Regions from separate parts of the Homo sapiens genome. Here region 2 is linked to region 1. A link is a loop called in an ENCODE intact Hi-C map of the cell type or tissue named here. Cell type or tissue: sigmoid colon. All regions are shown on one strand. Links, peaks and the distances in the headings refer to the core of each region. The heading gives the core; the rest is flanking DNA.

Region 1 (15,022 bases), core at 3,302-11,301:
TACTGGAGCCAAGGGGTTGGGGTCACCTCATGAAAGCTGGAACCACAGCAGGTCCATTTGGTAGGAGCTGGAGTCACAGAGGAGATATAGCAATTGTCAAAGGTGCCAAGATTAAGGGATAGAGGATAGGGGAGAATATTCCTTCCCTGACCTGCCCATCTTCTGCCAGTGCCTCCCACTGGCTGTATCCAGCTAGAAAACAGCTAGTACAGGGGCCCGGCAAATGCAGCCTGTAGGGGTCAGCCCCTTTTCCATACAGAGGATGGAAAGGGCAAGGACAGGCAGGCCAGGACTGGCACAAGATCCAAATTCTCCCTTCTTATAACTTTTATCCATTAGTCCCACATCAGCCTAGAATCTAAGTCTCTACACATTTAAGGACATCCATCCAGTCATGCCTTGTTTGTTTGTTTTTTTTCCTTCTCCAGCCTGACATTCAAACTTTCTCATACAGAATGGTTTCCAAACCTCTTTCATCATCTTGATTCCCCCACCTTGGGGAGATCCCTGATATGTCTTCTTAAAATGTGGCACCAGATGTTCATAAGACCCCAGGTGTCTGTAAGACTAGCTCCAATACAGAAGAACTATTCCTGCCCTTATTGTAGCAATACAGCTATTATCCCACTGTTGACTCATGTTGCTCTTATGGACAACTAAGACCCACATGTCTTTCCCATATGATTTTGTCTTCTCTTACCTGTGTTAGTATGGTAATCTATACCATTGATAAGCACAAGCATCAAATTCTTTCTCTAAATCACTACTCTTGTTGTTGTCTTTAAAAAAAAAAAATAAGTAGAATAAACTAGAGCCAAGGGCAGAGCTCTGTGTCACTCCACTGGATACCTCCTTCCTAGGTAACTCAAAGCCATGAATCAAAGCTCACTGGGTAGGATTGTTCAACCTACTCCAGATCCACCTAGCAGCAAGGAAACTGTGTAAGACCTCCTCAAAACTTAAATCACAACATATGGTATCTGTGACAGTCACTTCCCTTCATTTTGCACCTGAAACACAGAGGATACTCAACAAATACTTGATACATCCCAAGTCAAATAAAATTATCTTGATTTATATACTTCATGACTCTGTTTAAAGAAAGTTAACATGGTTATTTTAGCAGGACATGGTAAGGAACCCATGTTGGCTGCTGGTGATCACCATTCTCTTCTTTAACCATTTATAAACCTGTTTGTTTCAGATTTTTGCTAGACAGCAACAAAAAACTCATCAATTGGTTATTTCCGGAATCAACTCCTTTCTTCCCTTTGAGAACTGGGGTAACATTGCCCCACCCAGTCTTTGGGTACTTTCCTATCATCCTGAAAACCACAAAGACTCTAGTTGCCGCTGAAACCTCATGGGTCTTGATTCCGTCTTCTCTCCTGTGGGAATAATACTGACCTTTTCTATGCCACAAAGCTGTGTAAGGATCCAGGAATATGGGAAGGCACTGGGCAGAGCTCAACAGTCACTTAGGGTACCCACATACAAGCTGTGTAGATGCTTGTAAGAACAGCTCTCATGCAGCAGTGGAGTCACATCCCATAGCCAAAATGAATGCCACAAGTGAGATCACACACCATGTGTGATCAGGGAGGCTCTCAGTGAACCTAAGATCCTGGTGCTGCTATTTAAAGGGCTTATAAATAACCCCATAGGGTTGGGCTAGGGCACAACAGAGGTTGGGCCCATAGAGTTTTCTTCTCTCTCTCTCTTTCTCTTCTCCCTTTCTCCTTCTCAATTTCCCTCTCCCTTTGTATCAGTGCTTTTGAGTCACTATAATTGCATTAACCACCAAGAAAGCTATCCTGCTGGCAGCTCAGGAAGCAGAAGCTAAGAACCCAGGAGAACAGCTGGATGCCAAAGTTGCCAGCCTCATCCACCCTCTGCCTCCTACAAGGGGTCTGGACTTGGATGGGGCTGTGCAGAGGACACACTGCCCACAAAGAAAGTGTGGAAGGAAACTTTGCATTCTTCTCCTAAACCTCCTCTGGGCTCAACTGATGCTGGACAAATGCAAGAATGAACTCAAATAACCCACCTGCTGCCTAGTGGAGATTATACCCATGAAAATTCTTGATAACCTTAAAGTCTTGGGATATATACAGCAATTATTTTGTTAGTTGCAATTTTCTTTCTTGTTTCTCTCTCCCAAGGAAAACGAAGGAGGCTGAAAGTTCACAGGCATTGATTAATGATGTGTGCAAAGATTTAGACACGAGGATATTGATTGATGCTATTATAGCAGAAAATTGGAAACAACCTAACTGCTCAACAATAGAGGATTGTTTAAATACATATGGTATACTCATCCAGTAGAATATTGTACAGCTATTAAAAATCATGTTATCAAAGAGTAGATGAAATGATGTTCACAACATATTGTTAAAAGGAAAAAGCAATTTACAAAAGCAGAATACTGTACACACACAGAAGGAAACTTCTCAAAAGATATGTTAACCGTGACTGCAATTAGTAAAATTACGAATTAATTTATATTCTTTTTTGTTTATATGTATTTTCCAATTTTTCTAGTAATCTGCATTACTTTTTAAATAAGAGGGGAGACAAATAAAAGCTTATTTTTACTGGCAAGAAAGAAATAGGAAAGCTCCCTTTCTCAAGGCTGTCTTCTAGCACCATGTTCTGTTAGATGGATATCAAGCTAGCTTGGACCCTGCTCTCCAGCTTACCTACAGTCCCATGGAGGCCCCCTCAGCTCTGGGTAGAAGCTTCCTTGGGACCAAAGTCTACCTTGAGACAAATGATTAAAAATAGGGCCAACCTTTCACCTCTAAGGACCAAAGGCCACTTCAGCCTACAGAAAACAGCGGTTCTAGAGCTGGTGGGTTTTCAAAGCAGAGCAGCAGTCCTAGCGTGTGAAAAGTATCTCCTTCCCTCCTCCCACTGCTGAAGGTTTGCAGACAGCTCCCTTTCCATCCCACAAGAGGAGACAGGCAGATGAGTCATAGCACTGGCTCAGATTAAAGGAGTATTATTGTGTTAGCAGAAATGGATCTATTTTATTATCTGTTTCTTGACACCTTACAAATAGATACGCTTTACCCACCAGACAGGCAATTTCCTTAAAAAGCCAACAATTTTGTTCACTCTAGTTAAGAAATGACCAATGAGTGGTAGAAACTCGTATATCTGAAGAGCTGCCAGGCTGAAAAGATGTAGTGGAAACACTGAGGAAGGTGGCTTATAACCCTCAGACTCTAGATTCAAGTCTGCAAAGTGATGCCATTTTTCTAAAAATATACAGAGGAACTACAGAAACCCTTTCCCTTTTTCTCTTTCTTAAGAGTTTTTCCCCCCCCACAAGAAATATATCAGAACTGGTTTGTAAAAGGAGATTCACCACCTCAGATTTCACTGTTTTAGTGGGGTTGATGGTCATAGGATACTATTTTAAGGACTTCCTTCTCTTACACAGATTTTTCCATACTGGGAGGAGAGATAAGGTATGTTCCACTAATGTTCCTCATTAAACTCACACGCATGCCAGTAGTCATTTCCCTTTGTCTTGCTGTCCCATGACAACAGATTGTACATCATAGGAAATTGGAATCGAGACCTTGTTTAGTTTGGATCTCTCTTCCCCATTGTCTAATTCCACATTCAATTCAATTTTTCATTCTATGTCTGCCTCGTTTAGCAGAAATATACTATGAATGAATATAGGAGCAGGTAAATGAATAGGCATTATCTAAGAACTTCACTCAAAGACTTTTCAGGATACCTTGACCAGTTCTTTCTCTCCCCCCCATGCCCAAAGCATTTATCTCTGGGTCAAAATGTGCTAGATACTTAATGAAGACCTGACGACTGATGAGCATACATGTGTTGTAAATGTGTGTTCTCAGTACATTGTTTACTGTTGATCAAATTCCAGTAGCTTCTCTGTTTCCTTTTTGCTGTTATTCATACATGTCTCTGTGGTCTGTCTCCCTCACACTGCAACCCAGGCTACCTGTCCATTAAAACAAAAGCAAAACCAAAAAAGCTTCCATGAAGTGCAAGGAAAGGAGGTCTAAGGAAACAGGGAAAGTTTCACATTTCCTGTTATTGAATCTAGGCACAACCTTTAGAGGAAGCTGAATGCCTTTTGAATCCCATATGCTCTGTTCTGTGAAGCTATCATTGTTGTTTTACCTTATAACTGAAAAGCTATTATGGCAAACTTTTTAAATGATCCCAGCTATTTGTTTTTCGAGTATCATCTTGTATCCAAATTTTGCCATTACTTTTTTCTTTCTTTCTTTTTTTTTTTTTTTTTTTTTGAGACAGCGTGTTGCTCTTGTTGCCCAGGCTGGAGTGCAATGGCACGATCTCGGCTCACTGCAACTTCCGCCTCCTGGGTTCAAGCGATTCTCCTGCCTCAGCCTCCCGAGTAGCAGTGATTACAGGCATGCACCACCACACCTGGCTAATTTTGTGTTTTTAGTCGAGACAGAGTTTCTCCATGTTGGTCAGGCTGGTCTCAAACTCCCGACCTCAGGTGATCCACCCGCCTCAGTTTCCCAAAGTGCTGGGATTACAGGCGTGAGCCACCGTGCCCGGCCCCCACTTTTTTCTTTTCATTAAAAAATGCAACTCTAAAATATTTTGTTTTTCTAAATGGGATCCATTCAATCTAAAAATTAGTGTTCTTTCCAGTTATCAAACATTCACTGTGTGCCAGGCATTGGGTAATAGCTTTCATACTCATTATTTCATTTATTTACAAACACCCTATGAAGGAGACACCAACACTTGAGGAAACCGAGAGAGGTTTAGCCATTTGCCCAAGATAACACATCCACTGTGGGGCTCTTTTGACCATTTCATCAATATCCATCCAACTTGTATCACTAGAGTCCATGAGCTTGGCCATCCTTTGTTTTCTGAAAACACAAAGTAGAGTGGTATTTGCACTCTGTTAAGCCCACACTTCACTAAAGACGGCAGCCTTCAGGTAGACCAGAAGCCAAAACTCACTTATGACACTGTACCATAGCAGTCAGGAGCAGATCTGGACATCAGACCTGATTTCAAGTCCCAGTTCACCCACCTACTGGACGACCTGAGACCACAGGGACATCATCTGCTGTCTCTGAGACTTTTCCCATCTGTAAAATGGGAATGAAAATAAGTTGAATTCTATGAACTTGCCAACTTTCAACCATATTCTACTTCCAAAAAGTATTTTCAAATGGTGCAACCTAAATTCTTCACTGGGTCATTGTACAGATTAGATGAGGACACAAAGGGAAATGTTCAGTAAGTGGCGCTTTTTAGCAGACTTTTTCTTCTTGATTTTCTTTTGCTCTGGCCAATAATTTGCATTCTCTGGGCAGACTTTACAAGCAGAGAACCCAGCTTGAGGCTTTGTGAGTGTAGGAGCCTATAATAGGGAGGCAATAAGAGCATATAGATAACCAAGAATTAACAACAACAAAAAAGGCCTCGGTGCTCCGTGCATTTCCCCCCTCGTTTGGGCTCTTAATTAGTAAATAGGTTTACAAATGCTTTTTTTTTTCCTTTCATAAAGGATGGTGTTACGGAAGTTTAGCACTCTGTGTTTAATCCCATCAACAAAGAAAAGCTTTTAAAATTAATTCTGGCCCCTCTAGTCGAGGGCGCGAAATAGCACGGCTGCTTGATTGGCAGGGTGGCTCCAACCTTCCAGGCGAGCCAGTGTTCAGACTCACCGAGCCCCCGGAACCCGCTTCACCACCGCTTGCCCCACCTGCCCTGCCCTCGCTGGCAGAAGACTCAAACAGCCGGAGTTAGCATTACCTGCCTGTGTGTTTACTTCGTCACTAGGTGCCAGGCCCAGCGCTCGGTCCCGCACACGCCTTGTCTTACTACTTTCCACAACAGTCCAACTGTCATCTCCCCCCACCCCGCCCCCTTCCCTTATTCCCCGCTCCCTTCCCTTATTCCCCGCTCCCCTTCCCTTATTCCCCGCCCCCCTTCCCTCATCTTCCTAGTGAGAAAACAAACACAGGTCTCGTCCAAGGTCTCTGAGCGGAGGAGTTGGACTCGAACCCTGGCAACCCCATAAGTCGGAACACTCGGAACCTCTCCTTTCCTGCGCGAGTTGAAGCTCTTTTTCACCTAGTAATTTTACAAACTTGGCCTCACCCTAGGGAAGGGGCTCGGCCTTGCAGACCAGCACAACCTCGCCGCGCGAGGCAAGTCCAAGGGCTCCGACGCAGGGCGCGGGTAGGGAGGCGCGGCGCCGCCCCCGGGATATTTAACCCCAGCCTGGAGCCCGCCGGGCGCCGGACGCTCGGGCTCCTCGGCGCTCGCGCCTCCCCTCCCTCCTCCCGGCTGTCTCCCGGAGCGCCCCACCCTCCGCCCTGCGCTCGCCTCGCGCGCAGGCACCGGCCGGCGGGCGCGGGGAGCGGGGCGCGGCGGCGCTCGCCTCTGCGGAGCCGCCCCCTGGCCGCTGCCGCCGCGCACCGCCCAGCCCGCGCCGCCCGCGCCGCCCGGGCTCCAGCCGCCCCGCTGTCCGCCCTGAGTGCGCCGCGGCTGCCCGAGCGCCCCGCAGACGGGCGGGTGGCCGTGGACGCCCAGCCAGCAGCCCGCAGCATGGATTCGGATTCCGGGGAGCAGAGCGAGGGCGAGCCCGTGACCGCCGCAGGTACCTAGGGGCCGCGACGGCCCAGGCGGGTGGGCTGGGGCTGGGGAGGACGGGAGGCTGGGGCATGAAATCGGGAAGCCGATCCTCAGCAGCCCGACCCCTTCCAGGCCAAGACTGGGGATTGCTCCGCGTCGTGAGTTTGCTTTGGGGCTTCCCCCAACCCCATTGCACTTGGGCGCGCGGGAGGGAGGGAAGGTGCATTTAGGGGTGGCTCTCCTTGCTGCCAGTCTCCCGCGGCGGGCTCTGGTCGCCCGGGCTGGGTGGGGGCGGGGAAGGGTTCGGGAATCCGCGTACTGTAGTTTGCTGCAGAGAGGGTTGCAACACATCTGCCTTTTGAAATAACTTTCCGAGCGCGGGCCGGGTCCTCGAACCTGGGGCGCCGGGACTGCGCTGCGGCGCAGGTGACTGGGTCCAAGAACGTGACTGGGGGCTCTGAACAGAAAAGGCCTCGCGAGTGGTTGGGGCAGGGGTCAAACCACAGCTTGCGGCCGCGGTTCCCGAGGCTGCTAGGAGAGCCCATGCACAGGGTCCATCGCTGCCGCGCAGCCGGCGGAGAAGGTCCAGAAGGTCCCCGCGGACTGGTCCCCGAACACAGACGCAGGGGCGCGCGCCTCCCGACTTCGCCTTTAAGAGGCCCCGCCGGCTTTTCACAATCGATAGTTATTAAAGCAATAGGTGGATGCTTACTTAGGGAAGAAAAAAAATGAATGTCCTCCCCCGCCTCTCCCTGATACTGAGCAACAGGAGGAAGCCACCCACAGCCGTGGGTCGACTTGCCGCCGGTCTCTGCCCACCTCCACCGGTCCGCTCCGCCCCCCACCCACGGGTCTACGCACCTAGGACCCGCTCGCCCTCCTCACGTGCCCACAGCTCCCGGCGCTTGTGCAGCTCTGAAGGTTAGCTGTGGGCCTGCAGACCCGTGACCTGCGGGCTGGGACCCTCCTGTACAGACCGCGGCCCTGGCTAAGCCCCCACTCTTCCCAGTGTCACACTAGAGTACTGACGGTGGGGACCAAGTAACAGAAGGCACCATCAGTCCAGCCGTGGGTGTAGGAAAGAGAGGTTCGGGAACCAAGCAGGACAGTGCCCTGCGTATATTATTAATACCCTTTCATCCTCACAGCCCCTGGCCAGGCAGTTATTTTCATTTTACAGAGATTCCCATAGAGTAAAGGGCTTGCCCACTTCTCACAGCCAGGGAGTAGCCAGGACCCAGTGACGCCCTTCACCCTGCATCAGACCCCACAGAGGGTGGCTGTGGCCCGCACCTTTGGGTGGGTGGGAAGGGCCAAGGCTGGCGGAAAGGAAATGCCAAGATGCGTGTATTTAAGGATTCCTGTGTGTGTGCAAGTGCCACCTGCTTTGCCTAGGTATGATATAATTCATAAACATGAGCCCTTTGCATGCCTGTATGTTTCTGTGACTATAAAGTGCTGAGATTTTGCTTCACAGGTGACTTGTGGATCTCCTCTCATCATTTAAAAGTTCCAGTAGATGTTTTGTGTGTATCTATTTCGAGAGCGCAAGCGGGAAGGGGACATTGACCCTGACGCTTAACTCTCTCAAAATCCTAAGAACAACATTCTCTGTGCTCCCCTGCCCAACCCTCTATCTCTTCTTCTGGTTGAAGTTAAGGGGTTGAGGGAGAAGCGGGAGGAGGATAAGGAGGCTTAGAGAAAGAGGAAGGAAGAGAAGCCGGGGGCAGGGAGGAGAATCTTCAGAATCCCTGGTACTTGGGTGAAAGGGAAGGAAAAGAATTCTGCTGCACCCTGTTGTTTTCTCTCTCCAGCCTGACCCAGTGTTTAATATCCCTGTTGTATTCACGGTCAGTTTGTGTCAGAAGGCCTCTGCGTAGCTGACAGCAAACATCACTAAGGTCAGATGGGCCCCATGAAGAACAGGGCAGACAGCTCTCGTGAGCTGTCACTATTTGTTTGCACCTTACTGTTTTCTGCAGTTGTTTCTTCTTTCTGCGTGTGCTTGAATCTCACACGTTGAACATGTATTTTAATGTCACAAGCCATTCTGCTAAATGGCAGTCAGTCTCACGCATTATATTCCATCTTAAAGTATTCTCCTGTATGACAGTGCTTCAAAGCTGGATGTTAATTCACCACCTTGCTAGGGCTGCATCCTGTCAAATGGAAACCGTTGTTGCAGATTCAGATACAGGTTAGATAACAGGTGTGTTCTCCTTAGAGATTGACCTTTGTCTCTACAAGAAACTTGACATTCATCCATGGACCTGTATCTATGAAAGCTGAATGGGTGTAACTGAGAAGTACAGCAGAGTGAGTGGGACCTCTTGGAGTACTTATATGTGTGTGTGTACCTGCCTCACAGGGAGTTGAGACATAAGGGCTGCTTCCTCATCCATGCCTTTCCATTTCCTGAATTTATGAAAAAGCCCTGCCATAAGATGGACATTGTAAGTGTAAAAGGCTGGACTCTGGAATTGAACAGACCTGAGTTTCAGTCTGCACCTCATGGGCAAGTTATTTAACATCTCCAACCTCAGTTTCCCACTCTGTAAAATGAGGATAACAGTAGTACCACAGGGGTTTATGAAGATTCAGTATAATAACACGAGAGGTGTTCCTGGTAATCATTTAGTAAATGGTAGCTGTTATTTTGATTATTACCTGATTGGATTATTTGTTGTAAGAATACTGCTAAATAATGAACTCTAGTGTTTTAAAATATAAATGCATGTTTAAAACAATTAATGTTGCTGCTGTTATTATCACATTAATATAACTGCCTAAAGAGATTTGTTTTGAATTTTCTCCTTTTCAGTCTCTTGTTCATTATCTCTGGTGTGTGCACGTGTGTGTGTGTGTGTGTGTGTGTGTGTGTGTGTGTGTGTGCTTGAGGAGGTCTTTTTAGTTTACCTCTTCTCATCTTCATCCATCTTCCAGCACAAGGCATGAAGATGGGGATATTCCAACCTGCTGCTTTCACCAGCTTCTCCTATGCCTCTAGGGAAAGTTATAAAAAAAACAGAACCCCTTACTCAGTCCACCTGCTAATGTGGAGATGAAAGCGTTTCTTCTTTCATGGTGCTTCAAGTGGAAGAAGAGGAGGCAATCCCCTGCCCTCCACCTCCCACATTCCATTGGTAAACCTTTTCCCTTCAAGGTGGCAGGAACCATCATGGTCACCTTTCTAGTCACCTATTGGCAGAGGACAAAGACAACTCACTTTTTACTGTACTACTTTCAAGAGACTCTTCCAAAGTTCCCCCCACTTTGTGCGTGCAGAGCAGATCTCTCATAGAGCAACACGCTGCAGTGGAGGGTGGGGCGGAGGATGAAATTTGTCTCCATCTGCATTTTCTGTTTTTCAGGAAGCACAGAATGATGCTTCTATGTCATTGTGCTGCCTGCATTCTCCTCTGCCTTTCTGTCATTTTATGGATCTTTCTATGATTAGGGAAGAGGCAAGGTTTATGGAACACTGGATTCTTTCCAGAGACCCAACTTGGCACTCTTTCCTTTGGCAAACCCACCATCCATCTCTCAGAAATCCTAGAGCTTGGTGTATTCACTTGGGAGTGGTTAAGTCTTTCCTAAGAAGCAACAGGAGAGTAAACAGCGACGTCAGTTTTTTCCCCTTTCTGGCTTGGAAGATCAAGACAGCCTACCCAGCTGAGGGCAGATAAGCTCCTTCCTCCCACAAATAGATGGTCCAGGGCAATCAAGCTGATGGTGCCCTTGTGCCTGGGTCGGTGCTGCAGAAAAGCATTTCCATGTGATGGAGTCAGAATGTGGTAGGGGAACCACAAGAGAAAAACAGGACTGGGAAAACACCAGGCCCCTAACTCTGCCCTTCCTCTCCCTCTCCTCCCCTACATGCTTAGCTTGGTCCACATGAACCAACTGAAGGAATGGATAGGATTCAATAGGATCCTGTTGAGGAGGTGGCAGGTGAAAGGGAAAGACATTCCAGAAGTCATACAGCTTGAGAAAAGACACAAATAAACAGGAAGGCAGCTAGAGTAGAGGGCGCATACTGGGGAGTTCTGGGAGATAAAGCTAAGCGAGTACAGGGAGTAAGTTGGTCTTGGCAGGGCTTCTGGAGCCCCCATGATTCTTGAGCAGAGATGTGACCAAATGAAAGCTGAGTTTTCAGAATGTACATCTGGCAGAGATGGAGAGATGCAAGATTTGCCTGGACTTGGCACCTCAACTCCCAGGGTATGGCCACAACATCAGAGAAGGTAGTGGCACTAAGGCAAGATGGAAGAGGGAGGGTGCAAATGGCATTTCAGAGAAATCAACAACAGAAGTTGGTGACAGATTGTACAAAAGCAGTGAAAGGAGAGGGAGAGTTGAAGGAGACAGTGACATGTTGTGTTGGGTAACGTTCTCTGGAGGCAGGGAAATGCAGGAGACAGGCTCCCCCACCCCACAGACGCTGCCTCTTCCTTCAGGCACTTAGCAGTGGTGTTTGGGGTAAAGATTCTTTTCCCCTTTGACATTAAGTTTCTCAGGTGCATTAGTTTTGAGGCACTGTGAGGTTTGAGGGTTTGTTGATTCTCATTGCTAGGTTCCTTGCAGAGGCTGTTTAGTAATCTTTGTCTACTGACAGATTGAAGATAAATGGGCTGGCCTGCTAAGGGCAAGGACAGCCTGGGAATGATGTGCCATTTGGTTATTAGTCATATTCCCATTTCTTGTTCCTGTTTGTTGAAATTTGCACGGATCTCTGCCTCATCCACAGAGTAAGCTGTAGCTGCTTTCGGAGTCAGGACCTTGTCTTGTGCTTCTTCATGTTCCTGGGATTTTATGGACATAGTAAGTGAATGAGCATCTTGAGGAACCTCCTAAGAACTTTGCCCTAAAAGGCCAGACCAGCAGCCAGAAACCTGTCCTATAAAGTAGACAGGATGCCAAGGCTTTCCCTCAGTGTTTTGTTTTGTTTTAGTGTTTTAAGATTTCTGTACTGTCTGGGACTCTGTGTTAGGAATTATGGGAAATGCAAAGAGAGATAAGGACACAGTTCACCCTGTCCTCCAGGACTTGACATTGGATGAGGAGACAGGGTATGTCTACTGATGACCACAGCCTAAGCCAGTGCATGAAGACTCCTCACCTCCCTTACCTGGCATCATATCCACAACCACATATCCCTTGACACCAGCCCTTCCTATTGCATACTTTATGGTTATTCCTGTGCTGGACTGTTAGTTAGCTTCCTAAGGACAAGGACTGGGTCTTTTTCATCTGTATCAGCCCATGCCACCCATGTCCCCTAAGCATAGTGGCAGGTTGCTGGCTGAATAGGTAGGTGGGTGGGTGGGCGGATGGATGGATGGATGAATGGATGGTGTTGTGGGTTGGTTTGCTAGGAAGCAGACTGTGAGATGGAGGTCAGCAGCATGTACAAGGTTTATTTGGGACTTCTCTTGGAATTAATAACTGTAGAAGGCAAGGGAAAAAAGGGGGAAGGGAAGGGAGCAGGACTGGGCAGAGAAGCTGAGCTACCATGTAGACCCAACAGCCTCAGTTGAGCCCATGGGAACTCTGGAGCTAGAATGGCTCATCAGAACTATTCTGAGTTGGGGTGAGAGGCCAGGTCTTTATACCTTTACACCCCCAAAATAAGCAGTCATTAAAGGCAAGTCATTTCAAGGAACTAGGAATAACCTTGAGTGAGGCTGTTCCCTCCAGCTGAGGGCTTCTGCAGGTAGCACTACCAGCCACTTGTGGAGGAAGTCCTTTGTTCCTGAAGGGGAGTCCGTGCAGCACATGGCAGTGGTCACCACAGGTGGCCTCCACAGATCTTTAGGACTGTTTACTAGGGATGGCAGGCCTGTCTACCAGCAGAATTCAGGGGATAGTTGTTGAACTGCAAACTTTGTCTAGACCTCTTTGGGGCAGTTTCGGTTGCCAGATTAAAGTGGCCATTCTAGACCTCATAGCTCTGAATCCAACTGTTCAATCCACACAGTCCAGTAGATGCTGGCTGATCAGCTGTTTTGTGTTCAGAGTGGTGCCAGGTGCTGTGATAGTATACAGAAATGCATTTAGATGTGCTCCTGCCTTCCAGAGGTTTGTAGCCATATTGGGGAGAGAAAACCCACCTCAAACTGGATCTGTAAAACTGGGCAGCACCAGCAGTAATTGGTGCAGGATTTGGAGCATAGGGCAATGTGATTTGGAATTCTAGTGGGAAGGCTTCTTAAGGTGAAGACTGAGTGTATATGAATATATACATGGAAAGCTCTATTTCCTATGTTATTTTTCTCATAAAAAATACAGCACTTGCCTTTTTATTTGTCAACAAAGCTAAATTTTAGTCACACTTTCTATTAGCATAGTTCCCTAACTGGTTCATTTCCCTTCAGCATTACCCTTGGCTCCCATTCGAATTCACATGTAAATCTCTATAAAGACACTACATAAATAACTTTGTTTTGTTTTTCAGTCACTTGGCTTCCAACTCTTTATGTAAAATGCCTATGTAGGTGGATGTTTGGGCTGTATTCTATACAAATATAGAAATAAAAGGATAGAGAAGAAGAATTTAAAAGACAAGTTTCCTCTAAAAATCCAATCCAAAAAATCATATCAGGAGAGCAAATATCCTCCCCCTTCCCATATATATATATATATATATATAAAGGTATGCTAGAAAAATTTTATTTTATTACATATCAGAAATGTTCTTTTTAGGCAATGGCATGGGACAAATTCTGAGTCTGCTTTAGAACAATCTTCACGTTCATATTGGGTTTCCTAAGCATCATTGCCTGGGAATAAATTTGAGCCTGTTCATGGAAAATCTACCAGTGTGCATACTGTAAAAATGGAAGGCTTGGCAGCACAGAAAGTGCTAGACACACCCTAATAGAAACCAGTATTTTGTAACTCAGTTCTCTGGGAAAAAAAGGAGACACTTGGTGGTGTCCAATATTGCTTTAAACTATTGAAAAACCACAGGGGCAGCCACTGGCTTCTAGGTTGTGTTTCAGAAGTAAAATGTGCTTTCTGGGAAAATATTCTGGCCATGAAAGGAAGCATGTTAGCCATACGTAGCTTCATGGAGACTCCTGGTTTATATTTTTGTAGTAGAAGCATCCAGTTTCACATGAGGGAGGAGATTCTGGAAGGAGCTGTTGCTAGTGAGCACACACATCCCACACTCCTGATTTGGAGCCTGTGGGTTATGCTGGGAAGGTGGGCAAATACGAAGTCAAATACGGGAGGTAGGTGAGGGGAGCCATCTGCCCAGCAGGCCTCTGTGGCAGCTCTTTCCTGCCACAATTGAGTCATGGCTCCTTGGTTTCCTTTGGATAAGACTGAGAAAGTGAGGGTGGGAAGGCTGGGATTGGGGGTTACAGGATAAGAGAAACCAGGGTTTAAGAAATTGTGAGCTGGGTGCAGTGGCTCACGCCTGTAATCCCAGCACTTTGGGAGGCTGAGGCGGGTGGATCACCTGAGGTCAGAAGTTCAAGACCAGCCATCTCTACTAAAAATACAAAAATTAGCTGGGCATGGTGGTGCATGCCTGCAATCCTAGCTACTCGGGAGGCTGAGGCAGGAGAATTGCTTGAACTCGGGAGGCAGAAGTTGCAGTGAGCCTAGATCGTGCCACTGCACTCCAGCCTGGGCAAAAGAGAGACTCTGACTCCAAAAAAAAAAAAAGAAGTTGTAGCAAAACAAGATGAGAAATAAGATGGCATGATCCTTGCCAGCCCAAGGTCAGCCCCAGAGGGCTGTTACTGAACATAAAAGTATAATGATGTTTTACTTTTTATTTATCCTATATTAATTAAGCACTTACAATGTATTCGGGACTGGGTTAATTGTTTATATGGTAGTTGATCCTTATACCAGCCTTCTGGGCTATGTACTATAAATAGCCCCAATTTATAGAACAGAAAACCAAACACAGAGAGGTTAAGTAACCTGCTCAGGGTTGCACAGCTTGTCAGTAGAAATGAAGCCAGTCTAACTCCAGAGACTCTTCTCTTGCACCAGGTAGACTACGTAATTAGATTCACGGATGCCACCAGGCTGTCTTGCATCCCCCACACAGCTCCCACGGTTCCCAGAACCCTAACCCTTAGGCTCCCTCTGTTAGGTGAGGGCATTCTGCCTCCACAAAGGCCTGCTTTAAGCTGCAGACATTCCCTGCATTAGCCTATAAACAAAATGGGGAAGGACTGGCTGACTCCAGATCCAGATCAGGGGATGGTAAAGGGCGATCTGTGAGGGAAGATGGGAGAGTTAGCACAAAGCCACTGCTAGGCAGAAGGCCCTAGAAGGACGCTCCAGCCGTGGGCTTCTTCTGGATCACATGGGCCTGGTGAGAGAGGAGAGAAGAAGGTTTGAAAAGCAGAGTTAAGAGAGATACCAAAGTCAAATACACCCTTTT
Region 2 (15,022 bases), core at 2,533-10,532, 47 kb after region 1:
TGAAAGAAAAGAATTTAACTTCATGTGTTTAAGGTCTGACATCACCTAGAGGTCTGCAGGGGGAACTTGCAGGGTCTGTGAGTACTCAATTTAGAGAAACATTGCTACGACATACGAATGTGGAGGCTTGCAGAGAATGAATGTCACCCTCCCCTAAACAGTGACTTATTTGTGGGGGCTTGAAGGTTGAGAGGTGAGCCATGTGTCTGAAGCACACATAGGTCTGCATTCTATGTGCAGGTCAGCTGCCACATGTTCTGCCTGCCCTTTGAAACCTGGCCAAAAGAAGCTACCACATATGTGTTAGTCTGCTTGCATTGCCATAAAGAAATACCTGAGGCTGTGTAATTTATAAAGACAGAAGGTTTATTTTGTCTCATGGTTATGCAGGCTGTACAGGAAGCATGGTGCCAGCATGTGATCCTGGTGAGCACTCAGGGAGCTTTTACTCATGGCAGAAAGTGAAGTGGGAGCAGGCATGTCACATGGCAAGAGAGGGAGCAAAGGAGCAAGAGAGGAGATGCTCTCTTTTAACAACCTGTCTTTTCAACAACCAGATCTCACATGAATTCAGAGCAAGAACTCACTCATTACTGGGAGGACAGCACCAAGACATTCATGGAGGATCCATTCCCATTGACCCAAACACGTTACACCAGGCCCCGCCTCCAACACCAGGGATTACATTTCAACTTAAGATTTAGAGGGGACACACATTCAAACCATATCAACATAGAAATCAAATTAAAAATTGACCAACCTATGCTGGCAATCCTAATACTAAACCTCAAAGGCTCAAGAGTGTCCACCACTGGACAAATCAGGCAGTGTGACTCCCAAGGAAAGGAACAAGGGAGAAGCATTTGAAGAGGTCACCTGCACGTGCTCACACTCTGTCACAGTTCCAGCCTCATCTGCTGGCATGCAGACACAAGTCCAAGGCCTCAGGAGACCTTGTATGCCTCCAGGATCCCAAGAGGTTGTTCCTGAAGAATGAGGCATGTGGCTCTAAGATACTGGTGACATCAAATTCCTTCCAGCCCCAGAAAAAGGAGAGGTCAGCTGGTGCAAAGACTCACACCCACCCCCAACAGCACTGCAGTTCCACTGGTAGCCTTGCCTTTTCCTTACATGTCCTTCCTTTGCTGAGCTGGGGCAGGTCTATACAGAGGAGGGGTCCTGGCAGCCCACCCAGGCAGCCAGAGTCTGGGCAGCCAGCCCTCCCAGGCCTTCATATAGAGCTCTTCTTAGCTGACTACTAAGGCCATTCTGGACCAGTTCCTGAGACAAGGGAGTCTGGGGTTTGGCTCCCAGCTCAAGGAGCAGCTGGGCAGGAGCCAGAGCTTGGCACAGAGTGAGTGCCGGAGGCTAGTGGGGAAGTGGCAATTAGGTTATGTTAGGGAGAGAAACACTTTCTCAGGCTCTGTCACTGGTAAAGGAAGAGCTTGTGGGCTGGTCCCCGAGGAGGGACTTGGGCTCTTTCCACTTCTCCCAGCAGCTGGCTTCCCTGTAAGAGCGTCACATTTCCTCTCAGCCATGGGATGGGGCTTCCCCTACTTTGTGTTTCAGAAATAGTGACAACTTGATTTTAGAAATAGATTGTTGGCTTTGGGTTGGGGGAGATGAGGGAGATGGATATTTTGGGGTTTGCTGTCTTTTCAGCTTTCACAGACAACAGAAAATGTAGAACATGGAGCCAGCCATGGGTCAGGAGGATTCGTCTTAGCTTGCCCACTAGCCAGGGATTTCCTTATGCTTCACCTCTCCAAGCCTCAGTTTCCTCAACTGCAAAAGCAGGGAGTTGTACAAGGTCTTTAAGAATCCTTCCAGTTCCATAGTTCTTCCAAGCAGCATAGAAGAGAAGCTCTGGGCATTTCTGCACTGTAGGTCTCTTAGAAGGAAAACCTATTCATTATTCAACAGAGCAATAGCCTCCGAATTGAAAAATGACTCCTCAATGATCCTCTTCAGAACTTTTGAATGAAGATCTTAGTTGATGGATTTCAAAGGGGAAAAGCTTTAAGCCAGAAAAATGAAAAGTAAAATCAAGACTCCATAAACACCAGAGAACTACACACTGTTGGCCCAGGGAGTCAGCCAATTAGCCAACTCAGCAGGAGCCCGCTGGGGTTCAATGTTAGGCTCAACCCTCTACTGAGACATGCATTACAGATCAAAATTGTGTCAGACTCCAGTAATAGGTCTCTGGACAGAGAACAGGGTATAAGCAAAGTCATGAATAAGTCAATATTGATTTGAGTCAAATATCATAGGATGCTATGAGAATTATTTTAAAATATATTAATGAAGCCATTCCACCAACAAATGAAACATTTTATGGAATTCTCAGTCCTTTTTTAGAAATAGCTTTATAAAGATATAGTTCACATAACATAAAATGCACCAGTTTGAGAGTACAATTCAATGGTTTTTTGAATTGTGATGTGTTATGCGCTACATAAGGACGTTTTGGTCAATAACTGACCCCATAGACAACAGTCATCCCATAGGATTATAATGGAGCTGAAAAATTCCTGTCACTTGGTGATGTCTTCATGATCCTGACCCTTTGTAGGCCTAGGTTAATGTGTGTGTTTGTTTCTTAGTTTATTAACAAGAAAGTTTAAAAAGTAAAAATTTTAAAAATAGAAAAAGTTTGTAGAATAAGGACATAAAGGAAGAAAACATTTTGTGTAGCTATACAATGTGTGTGTTAAGCTAAGTGTTGTTACACAAGAGTCAATATTTTTTAAAAATTTAAAAGTTTATAGTTTCAGTAAGCTAAGGTTAATTTTATTGAAGGAAAAATATTTTTTATAAATTTAGTGTAGCCTAAACGTACATTGTTTATAGTTTATAGAGGTGTGCAATAATGTCCTAGGCCTTCAAATTCACTCAACACTCACTCACTGACTCACTCAGGGAAACTTCCAGTCCTGCAAGCTCCATTCATGGTTAAGTGCCCCATACAGGTGTACCACTTTTTATGTTTTCTACTGTATTTTTACTGTACCTTTTCTATGTTTAGGTATTTTAGATACATAAATACTTACCATTGTGTTACAGTCGCCTACAGTATATAGTTCAGTAACATGCAGTACAAGTTTGTAGCCTAGGAGCAATAGGCTCTACCATATATCCTAGGTGTGTGGTAAGCTACACCATCTAGGTTTTTGTAAGTACACTCTATGATGTTTGCACAACAATCAAATCACCTAATGACGCATTTCTCAGAATGAATCCCTGTCAGTGTATGAGTATTCATTAATATGTGCAACCCTAACCACAGGCAACTTTTGAACATTTTCATTATCTCAGAAAGAAGCCCAATACCTTATCAATCACCTCTCTACCCCCATGAGACCTTATTAGCAACATAAAAGTTGATTTTCTCCCCAAAATATCACAAATAAGAATTTCTCAATATTGTAACTGCTCTATGGTCTTAGATTCAGATCAAGCAAATCCCATTTATATGCATGACTGACTCATTTTGCCGAACCGCATCCTAGATTGAGCCTCAAGCTCCATCTATGTCCCCCACCTCAACATTCTCTTGAGATGAAGCCTCATCAGCCTCTTAACAGGGGTGGCCTCTGTGGGGAAGTGGGTTCTGCAAAATGTTAAGGACAACCTGGCTGCCAGAGTCTGGCCACTCCCTCATCATCCTGCAGCCCCATTGAGGATGCAGAGTCAATAGCCATGTGCTGGGGTTGCCATAGAAGGAATTCAGGCATTACATAGGGCAGAGGATCTCAAAACTGTGAAACACCTGCATCAGAGGTCCCAGGGATGGGGAATGGCCCTATTAAAAATGCAGAATCCTGGGTCCTACCCCAAATCTACCAGCTCCAAATTTCTGGAGGTGGGGCTTGGGACCCCGAATAGTTAAAAAGCTCCTTGGTGATTTTTAGACACAGTAAAGTTTGCTGACCCAGTATAGAGAGCTCCACTTGAAATCATTTGCATCTCAAATTCTGTGGCTTTCAGAATTGTAACTCCTGCCTGAATTGTTTTTACTTCCCACCCTTTTCAGCTTTGAAACTGAGTCCATCTCCTCTTCTTCCTTTGTGTTCAGGAAGCAACCTCTGGGCGTGTGCTCACCCCACTATTCTTCACATGCTGTCATCATCCTGGGGCTGTCAGCAAGCCCTATTCTCACTAGCTGCAAGTGCCTGAAGGACAGCTATCTTTAGGCAGTTATTTCCAATGCGAAGAGCCATGGGAACCATGAGAAAAGTGGCACCAGTTGGCCCCTAATGTCCTGGCAATTGCTGCATTTTTTCCATTTCTCACCTCTCAATTAATTACCTTTAGTAACTGTTTAAAAATTTTCTTCTAAGGTCAATGACCTGGGATGCTGATCTGGAGATATTATTTCCAGAACTATATTTGACCCATATATAAAGAATAAACAGAGAGAGTCCCTACCCCTTGAGGTAAATATCATCCTCTGCCAGGCCTCTCTTTGGCCCTTTTCTTTCCAAGGCCTCCTTTCCAGTAATGTAGGATGATCTGGAAACCCCAGTGTAGAGCAGGATTACTCCTGGAACCTGGAGGCAAAAGGGGGCAGAAAGAGCACCCCAGGCGACATACCTTTCTTTTAGCCAATGGAGAAACAACATCTATAAAAGTTGAACCCAGGATCAGATCAGCCAGCCATGAGACTCCCAGATGGGAGACAGAAGAGAAACCAGGGACACACAGGGACAGAGGGGAGAGGCCTCCAGGAACATGTACATGTGGTTCCATGTGGTTGCAAGTTGAACAGGGCTACCAATCCCTTTAGCTTTCCCTTACCAAGCTCTCTTTGAAAAAAGGGAAGAAGGCTTCATCTCAGAAAAGGAACTTACAGCCAATGAACAAAAAAAAAAAAAAACCAATGTGGGGAGCCCAGCCCTGTGTGGGAGTTGTTGCTCCCAAGCCTCCCTAAACTGCAGGCCCCTTGCACAGGGCAGGACTACAGGTGCTGGCATACAAGGCCATTCCTGTCAGGGGTTGAGTAAGACCCTGCAAAAGTGAGGGCTGGCCCTGATCTCATGCCTCTAATCTGACAACAGGCAGCTCACTTCTGGAGAGATCAACCAGCTGCTAGCTCAGGTATCAGGCCACACCCTGGTCATCCCACAAACTCAAATGCCCAGAACTCAGCAGGGCACTTCTCTTCCTTCTATATGGATGGAGGCTCCTTCCCTTATCATTTAGTTGGGAGGGACAGGAATTGAAAGTGTTTCCCTCCTACTGCTCAACACAATAACAGACACCTTCACTCTTGGAGCTCCTGCCTACTCAGCCCTTTCCCCTGTCGCGGTTATATATGTGTGACCTCCAGCTTCCCTGCTCCACTCTCTCTTGGATTTTCAGCTCACCGAAGAAGAGGTCATGAAATCTGCTCAGTGATGGGCATCAGTCACATGCTGGGACCCATCAGTCCAGGAGAACCAGGGACCCATTTCTTTCAGTCCCTCTAACTCCTCACCTTTTGACAATCACATATCCTTTTACACTTTGCCTAATTTTCTACCTCTGTGATCAAAATCCCAAGGAGAGGAGAGACCTTCATGCTGTTTGTGTGTGCACACGTGTGTGGTTACACAAGCAACTCCTTTTCAAACTTCCAAAACCATAGTAAAAGATATATTTTCCCTTTTTAAAATTAAATCCAGTTGACAAATTTCTCAAAACTCCCTCTGAGTTAATTGCAAACGACAGGATTGCTTGAAAGATTTTTGGATAAACTTAACATCTCCGGGATCTTGAATGTGCAGAACTGGCCCATTAGCACACATGCTTGATGCCTCCCAGCCTGGAGCAAGTCCTTCTACCATCACTGGGAGGAGGGAAGAAGAGGTGATATTTCACTTCCCACCTCTCCCCTTGATGCCTCTCACTTACCTCCTGAGTCATAGGGGTCTCATTTGTGGACTAATCAATACCATCTTGGTGTATTGGAAGAGATACTGCAGCTATTGGGAGAGATACTTCTTCACCCAGGAAAGAACTGCAGCTTGGCCAGGCTGCTGAACTCTCGGCCTTTGTAGGGATCTGATTCCCCCTGGCTTCCCTCCCCCACCTTGGAACTGCTCAGGGAGAAAAGGCCCACAGGGGTGTGGGTGACCCTCACAGTGGTGGCTGGCCAATTCCTCACTTGTGTGTGAGTTCCCAGAGGAAATGCAAACAAATCAGACCACACTTGGCTGCTGGCCAAGGAATCTTTGAACTTCTTCAATAAAAAGTCTTTAAAACTTTGGTTCTGACCCAAATCTTTTGCTCCAACATAAAAACTGCCGGGCCTTAAGAGTTTCTGTTTAGAGAAACAGTGTGTCTCTGGCATTTGAATAAGGGTGTTTATCTCAGAAACCCTTCTTTGAGTTCCACCATGTTCCGTAAGCTCACTGTATCTCACCTTCAGCCTTCAAGCCTCCCTGAATATCTAGCATGAGTACCTACACCTCTTGCAGCAGTTCTTTCTTTATAAGCCCCTAATTGTGCATTGTAAAAGGGCCCAGAGGTTGCTGAGTTTCCCCTGAAATGGAGACAAGAGAGAAAAAACTCTCCAGCAGGAGGCATTTAAAAAGGTATTGGTCACTGATATTTGTTATCCAGTGTGGTCCTGGAGCTGCCATCATTTAAAAAAATAAAATAAGTTGTTTAAGGAACTGGTGCAGTATAAGGCATAGTTGTTTCTTTTAGAGTAAATAATACATTACTGAATGGTACATTTTCATTCCCTATTTGTTGCTGCTTAATCTCCAAAGCAGATTATATGGCACATACCTGTCTCCAAAGTCTTATCCCTTATCTTTATAAATAGAGGTCTCAGGAGGGAGAACCAGGTTTTTCAGACCTAGGCCTTCCCCTTCATCCCATGTGTTCGCCAAATCAATAGCCTCACCACCTCCACTTCCATACCTTCCTGGATATAATTTTATTGAGTCTACTTTCGGCTGTCAAGAGGAAGTCTGGAGGAAATCAGAGCAATTGCCAGGAAACCACTAAACAGGTCCCCTTTTAATCTACCCCATCACCAATTTACCTAAACAACATGGATGGACATTCAGACAGCCACTGAACTCTTCCTGGTGTGTCTCCTGAAAATATAGACTTGAACCTTCTCAACCTGAATTCTGTGTGATCCCCAACTTGCAACACATGTGGAAATCAAAGGCATTGGGAAAGTTCTCTCGAGAGTTGCACATTGCTGGAAAAGTAACCTGGGAGCAGGAGAGGGTTCCAGACTCAAGGACGGAAGAGAGAATCACAGCTCAAACCCAAGGCATATGTTTTAGAAAACTCAAGTGAACAATAATTGTTAACCCATTCCCTTAATTAACACCTTCCTAGAATCCAAACTGTTCATTTTCACCTAAATAACTTTTAGTGACAATAGATGGGAACCAACTCTGTTTCAAAATTAATTTTCTTTTATGGCACACTTCCAGAGGTGTCACAGGGTATTACATGTTGTAAAATAATGTTTTTTTGTTTGTTTGTTTGTTTGTTTGTTACTCTTAAAGTGCCAGGATACATTTATGTGTACATAAATTTTCTGGGCCTAGTATTTTAGACCACCACCAAATCTTTTATAAAAGTGGACATTGTCAACAAAAGAGTCAAACTCTGTACAATATTTGAAAAGACTTATCCTGAGCCAAATATGAGTGATCATGGCCCGTGACACAGCCCTCAGGAGGTCCTGAGAACATGTGCCCAAGGTGGTCGGGGTGCATCTTGGTTTTATACATTTTAGGAAGGCATGAGACATCAATCAAATACATTTATGAAATACATTGATTTGGTCCAGAAAGGCGGGACAACTAGAAGTGGTGGGGTCAGGGGTGGTGGGGGGCGTTTTTTTTGTTGTTGTTTTTTTTTTTTTTTTGAGACACAGTTTCACTCTTGTTGCCCAGGCTGGAGTGCAGTGGCGGGATCTTGGCTCACTGAAACCTCCACCTCCCGGGTTCGAGCAATTCTCCTGCCTCAGCCTTCTGAGTAGCTGGGATTACAGGCACCCACCACCACACCCGGCTAATTTTTGTATTTTTAGTAGAGACGGGGTTTCACCATGTTGGCCAGGCTGGTCTCGAACTCCTGACCTCAGGCGATCCGCCCGCCTCAGCCTTCTGAAGTGCTGGTGTTACAGGCGTCAGCCACCCTGCCTGGCCGGCTATAGGTAAATTTAAACATTTCCTGTTGACAATTGGTTGAGTTTGTCCAAAGACCTGGGATCAACAGAAAGGAAAGTTTGGTGGTAGAGACCAAAGTTTTACTATGCAGATGAAGCTTTAACTTGCAGGCTTCAGAGAGAATAGGTTGTAAAATGTTTCTATCAGACTTAAAATCTGTATTGATGTTAATGCCAGAGATGTATAATGAGGCATGTCTGACCCCCACTTCCCTTCATGGCCTGAACCAGTCTTTCAGGTTACACTTTAAGAGCCCTGGCTGAGGAGGAAGTCCATTCAGATGGTTGGTTGGGGTTGGGGGGTGGGGGGCCTTAGAATTTTATTTTTGGTTTACAACATCATTAACTAGAGATTAAAAGAGGTTCTAAAGATGCCTGCTCCATTCCCTATTTAGGCATCCTTTCTTTTTAGACTGGTGATAATACACATAGCTTCACCACCACCACCACAAAAAAAAAAATAAAAAGTTTGCTTTAACCACCCATAAAACAATTTCATATTCTGTCATAATATTTGTGGACTAAATGTGATACTTGACCTCTTTTTGTTCTGTCCTCATTTTTTCCTATCATTATTTTTATATATTTACATGGAAACTTCTAAAATTGGCCAGAACCATGTTGGAAGAGACAAATTATGAGAGCAGATGAAATAACACGTTCATAGATATTTATGATGTTGTAACTTTCTGAAGCACAATAAAGTCAACTCATACGAGGATAATATTGTCTTGCTAATGCTAGTATTTATGGCAAGTCATAAATGAACACGTTGGGTGCCTATTTTGGGTAATGACTGCTTTTAGAGCGTTGGAAGAATTTCCCACTGTGGGTCACTCTGTTTGACATTACTCCTTCCTCTAGAAAAATTCTGGATGGCTGTTTAAGAGGAGGATGATCCTGGAGTGTGGTCATTATCACTTCCTAGGTGAAGAGTGGTTTCCATTGTTCTCAGGTTGTAGCCTGGAGGCAGTTGAGGATTCATAAAGCCTGGTACTTGCTCCTGCTTTTTTCCTGCCCCTCTCCTTTCTCTGCCTCTATCTTTGTTCTAGTTGTCCCTACAGCCTGATTGCTTTGGAGCTCAAACACAAACTGCTTGCCCTGTCATTTCTCCACTTGCCCATCCCTGCCCTCTCCCCAGCCATGAAACCCAAATTCCTCCTCCATCCTACATGTATACCCCTAAAGAATAAGACTTAGCTATTCTGTTAATCAGCAGGCCTTGCTTGGAAGTCCACTTCAGATAAACAAATGCCAAAAACACTTCTTCTGTTTTCAGTCTATTGTTTCTCTGAGCCCATCTTGTTTCATTCTCAGCTTCCAAAATTTTGGTCATTTTGAGAAAATGGAAGTCTCCCAGCAGAAAAGACCAACTTTATGTAATGACTATATGCTTGGTGAAGTTTTAGGAATTCCCAGGAAAAGCCTGAAAGTCTAACATTGGGACTTCTTTTAGGTAGAGCATTATGTGGCCATACATTTCTGTGCAGTGTTTGAATACTGAGAAGGACATGCAGTAATCCATTATCATGCCCTAACCCCTTGGCACAGCTGTATATGTTGCCCACTTCACACTATAATAGGGTGAAGTGGGCAACATTAAGCACCTAAGAATTATGACAAAAAGGAAATAGAGAAGGAGATCTGAATCAACCAAGGTTCAATCAAGAAAATGGCACTCCAGGGGGGTGGGGGGCAAAGGGAGGGAGAGCATTAGGACAAATACCTAATGCATGTGGGGCTTAAAACCTAGATGATGGGTTGATAGGTGCAGCAAACCACCGTGGCACATGTATACCTATGTAACAAACCTGAACATTCTGCACATGTATCCCACAACTTAAGGTAAAATTAAAAATATATATATCACTCCCAAAATTTTGAACATAGAATTTAATACAGGGAATTGATTACTGAGTTGATGGAAAGAGTTGAGAAGTCTAACAGGGTACAGTGATGCACCCCAAAGATTAGCAATAGCAGGGGGTTGCTACCAACCCTTAGAACAGGAGGGATAGAGAGGAGAAACTTATTTTCAGGAGCTCAGGAGGTCCAGTTTGAATAAAAAATTGTAGATTGTAGGCATGTTACCACCTCCATTTACGTGTAACCTCCCTTTTCAGGACTCTCAGTTTAGGGGTAAAGATTTCTCTATAGATTACTTAAAAGATTAAAAAAAGTCACTGTATTCCATGGAAACAAGTCTAGATTCCCAGTAGGCATCAAAGAAATGTTTGATCCTTTTCAGGTCTTTGAATAAACATGAAGGAGAGGAATAAATATGATCAACCCTTGCCCATGTCCTCTCTTACTCCAGTGGGCTCCCCACAGGCCATTAGAGGTAGGGAGACCATATATCCTGATTTGCCAAAGACAATCCCAATATACATCTGTTTTCCTGGCATCCTATCTTGTTTAGCATATGTCCTGGAATTTTCATCTTATAATGAAGTATTATCAACAATTGTATTAAAATGAGCTGGGATAGGTTTGGTAGACTTCCACTTTGCACTTCCACCTTCCACCATAGTTTCAGGTAATGGTGTGTGAGACTCATGTGCAGTGAACAGATTTCTCATTTTAACACATTGAAAGATGGCCATCTACACTCATATCTCTTTTCCAACTTTTTATGATACAACGTAATTAACATATCCCTTTCAAAATTGGTTTGCAGAGTGTTCACTGATAAAACTAAGTGCACTCCTATGCCAGTGACTAGGACCAGTTAACTACTGGGCTTGGGTGGTTGTGGTGAAAGTATGTGTCACTCTTGCCCGCCTGTTATGTCATGGCCATTGCCACAGCCTTTTCAATGCACAAAGCATTCAGACCACTAATTGGAAGAGTCAGTGAAAAGTTGTTGGAGTTGGTGTACATGAAATACAAGGGTAAACCAAAGATGAAAATGAAAAGAAAGTTTCCCAAATGCTCTTGATATTTTGGTTTTCTCATTTATTACATGATGTGAATCTATAACTATTTATCTCACTGTTTGGCAACAATTTTATATTTTGTAGTAAATCCTTTCAGCAGCACTGAGCTCAAAAAATAAAAATTTAATGAAAATTAAATAATCAAATTTCCATTTCATGAGAAAGTTGATGGATACGCAACTTGCACAGAATGTTTATATTTACCATCTACCTCTGTGATAGTATGATCACATGAGAATTAGAAGCAGCATCAGCATCTCCTTCAGAAATTAGCAATTATCTTAAGAAGACTGCACCCAAAGACACCATATGCAGCTGGAGAAGGTGTGTTTACCTATCACTTAGATCAAATGATTCTCCCCTTAAATGAATTTTGCTCATTTTTGATTCCAAGTTTTCTCATGCATGGACAAAAGGTAAATTAATAGCAGAAGTATACTGCAAACAGTTGAATGATGCCTAGCTTAATACCAGCATCACTAGATGACTCAAATATAAAATGAGTTAATTCCCATAATGCCTCAATTTTTTTCATCTAATTAAGTCTTAAAATGTTTATTTTGCCAAAAGTGAAACATTTGTTGTAAATATTATTGTAAATTCAATTAAAAATTTGGCATCAAGGATAGAATTATTTATTTTTGCAATGATAATATAAATACAAATTTGGTAGAATATAGCATTGTGATAAAACTTATATTCTTACTAGATTGAGCAAAAATGTATTTTGAGTGGATTGTGGTGCATACATAATTTATAACTCAATATCATAAACCAGGATATTCTACCGATTGAAGCAGCATCTGTACTTACCAAAGTTTACATATATTTTATATATACACAGTACAAAATTTTCTGATAAAGATGATGTTGTATTTTTTTCAATGCTTCAGTATGACAGTTCATACTTTTTCTCTTTACTATCCATCATCAATTAGATTTCCAAAATGTCTGAGCCGTTGGAAAATTAGTTTTGAAATCAACTAAAGTATCCTAAGTGGCATTGAACTTTTACATAAATAAGATCTCTAAATTTTGGTTGTACTTGGTTGAAAATCAGCTGGAAGTTTTTAATCAGGGCGTCCTCAGAGTGCCAAAAACTTTAATTTTTGAAGCTTTTATCAAAGTGTGGTTATCAATAGATACATAAGAAGGATTTCACAAGACCCAATACTATTTCATGGTAAACATACTCAACAAACTAATAGAAGGAAACTTTCCATAGTTAACATATACCTACTGGTGATAGACTTGCTATGTTCATTTTTAACTACTTCTATTCAACATTGTATTACAGGTTCTAGTCAGGGCAATTAGGCAAGAAAAAGAAAAAAGGCATCCAGATTGGAAAGAAAGAAATAAAACTACCTCTATTTGCAGAAGGCATGATCTCACATATAGAGAACTCTAAAGAATCTACAAAAATACTACTACAGCTAATTATTTCAGCAAAGTTCCAGGATACAAGATGAATAAATAAAAATCAGTTGAATTTCTATCTACTAGCAATGAGTAGTCCAAAAATGAAATTAAGAAAACAATTTCTTAATTGTTACATTACCACCCAAAAGAATAAAATACCTAGGAATAAATTTAACCAAAGAAGCTAAGGTTAACTACAAAACATCATAGACAGAAATTAAAGAAAACCTATGTAAATGCAGACATCCTGTGCTCATGGATTAGAAGACAATACTGTTAAAATGGCAATATTCCCCACAGTGATCTACAGATTCAGTTGAATCCTTATCAAAATTCCAACTGCCTTTCTTATCAGAAGTGAATGAGCCTATCCTAAAATCTGTACGAAATTGCAATGGACACAGAATGGCCAAAGTCATCTTGAAAAAGAAGAAAAAAGTTGGAGGATTCACACTTCCCAATTTCAAAAGTTACAACAAAGATACAATAACCAAGATAATGTGGACAGACATATAGATCAACGGAACAGAATCAAGAGTCTAGATCAGTGGTCTCCAACCCTTTTGGCACCACAGACCAGATTTGTGGAAGACAATTTTTCCATGGACAGTTGAGGGGATGGTTTCAGGATGAAACTATTTCACCTCAGATCATCAGGCATTAGTTAGATTCTCGTAAGGAGCGCGCATCCTAGATCCCTTGCACATGCAGTTCACAATAGGGTTCACACTCCTATGAGAATTTAATGCTGCAGCTGATCTGACAGGCTCAGGCTGTAATGCTCGTTCACAGCTGCCCACCTCCTGCTGTGCGGCCTGGTTCCTAACAGGCCACGGACCGGACCGGTATCAGTCCACAGCCCAGGGGTTGGGGACCCCTGGTCTAGATAATGAATCCATATATTTATGGTCAATTTATCTTTGCCAAGACCATTCAGTGGGGAAAGAATAGTCTTTTCAACAAATCGTGCTGGGACAACTAGCTATCCACATGCAAAAGAATGCATCAGGGCCCCTAATTCGTGCTATATGCAGACTTTAACACAAAATGGATCAACTACTTAAATGTAAGAGTTAAAAAAATAAAAACTCTAACGAGAAAATATAGGTGAGTAAGGGCTTCAAGAGGACTGGCTAGAGGCACCCAGCACTCACCTCCTCCACAAAGAAGAACCAAAATAGTAATAGATAATCACACTTTGAATAGATCATCTAAAAGAGAACACTGGAATTCAACAGAGAAATGACAGGAAACATTTAAAGCAAGGAAGAAGAAGGAAGCAAGGCAGCCTTCTTAACCAGGATCAGCTGGGAGCCTGGAGAGGCTCCCCAAAGTGGGGAAAGGGTGAGAGATCCCCAGCAGTCCACATTCTCACAGCAGACTCCTGCAATCCTAGCCACAGGGGAGCCCATTGACCCTTGTGGGCCGCCCTGAGACTAACATAGGAAGCTGCCTGGAGACCACGCAACAGTATTGCTCCAGAGAGGGAGCTTATGTTGGGTCCCGAACAATTCCGAAGTCCTAAGCAGACACATCATGGTGTTATATTGAGAGCCTAGCCCCACCAGCTTGCATCCTGCCTGGGGGCCCAACAGCACCTGCATCTCCACATCCCTGGATCCCCATTAACATCACCAAGAACAGCCACCACCATAGCTGGCTGCTGCTGCCAAGGCTGAAGCTTAAACCATTGGCAACATCCCCACTGCTCCCAGCAGCAAAGCCATCATGAATTTTCATGAACCCTGAGGACAAACTCCTCTGCCCACAGTCACTACCACTGCAGGCTGCCACCACAGCGGGGCGGGTGGGGGTGGGGGGGTGGGGTGTGTGAAGCACAAGCAAAGTGTATGCTCCTTAGCTGCCTGCATACAGCTGTTGTCCTTGAAAGCAACCCCACCCTCCCTAGTAGCAGGGCTGCTGACACCCCCGCCTGAACATTCACTTAGGACCTGGGAATCACCCTATTTCTGCCTATTATAGTTAGTCCCTGCATGCACCACGAGGGGGCCTGAGGATAGGTCCACCCATCCCAGCTCTGCCACCCACCAATGCCTAAACATACCATCCAGGGGCCTGGGGACCACTCAGACTAGTCTACCAGTTTTGGCACTTGAGCCTCCTAGGGTCCTGAGGTCAGGCTCACTCAGCCTGCCACTACCACCATAGCAGGAATCCACCAGCATGTGCCACCTATGGGCCTGGTGACCAGCCTACCCAGCCCATCACAGCCACCACCAACTCCAGCAAGGACTGCTTGGGAGTCAGAAGGTTGTCTCAGCACTACTACTGCCATTGCCCACACCACACTCACTCCACAAGGACCTGAAGAACTTGTCCACTATTGCCACAACCAGCAGCTGAGTAAGCTGCCTGGAGGCCCAAGAATCGGCCAGCCTGGACCTGCTAACGCCAGTGCCAGCATACGCTGCCCTGGGGCCTAAGGACAGGCACATTCTGCCTGCTGCTGCCACCACTG

The links. Hi-C counts contacts between places; a loop is a spot of excess contacts. Peaks named below come from ENCODE experiments on the same cell type or tissue, not always from the same donor. Only the 100,000 strongest peaks of a DNase experiment are listed, where the experiment ranks them.
Region 2: it touches region 1 in a loop (2.1-fold over the local background); 5 of 110 quality-filtered maps call a loop at or near these places.

What each region holds. Positions count from the first base shown.
Region 1 is chr15:51,086,162-51,101,183 of GRCh38, reverse strand. It overlaps TNFAIP8L3 (TNF alpha induced protein 8 like 3), which reads left to right and starts at 6,278. Exons shown (of 2, transcript NM_001311175.2): 1 at 6,278-6,640. The coding sequence starts at 6,589. The region is part of intron 1 of MIR4713HG (MIR4713 host gene); the gene reads right to left. LOC124903491 (a long non-coding RNA gene) reads right to left here and starts at 6,241. Exons shown (of 2, transcript XR_007064631.1): 1 at 6,139-6,241; 2 at 4,702-5,395. RefSeq lists a silencer at 6,754-6,803 and an enhancer at 6,526-7,256. In sigmoid colon, for the core only: no CTCF peak of the experiment used is centred there; DNase peaks (open chromatin) are centred at 5,819, 6,217, 7,073, 7,323 and 1 weaker place; H3K4me3 peaks cover 2,453 bases; H3K27ac peaks cover 2,447 bases.
Region 2 is chr15:51,038,362-51,053,383 of GRCh38, reverse strand. The region is part of intron 1 of MIR4713HG (MIR4713 host gene); the gene reads right to left. Among named protein-coding and RNA genes, the nearest start is that of MIR4713HG, 8.4 kb to the right of the region's middle. RefSeq lists an enhancer at 8,850-9,381. In sigmoid colon, for the core only: no CTCF peak of the experiment used is centred there; a DNase peak (open chromatin) is centred at 6,163; H3K27ac peaks cover 721 bases.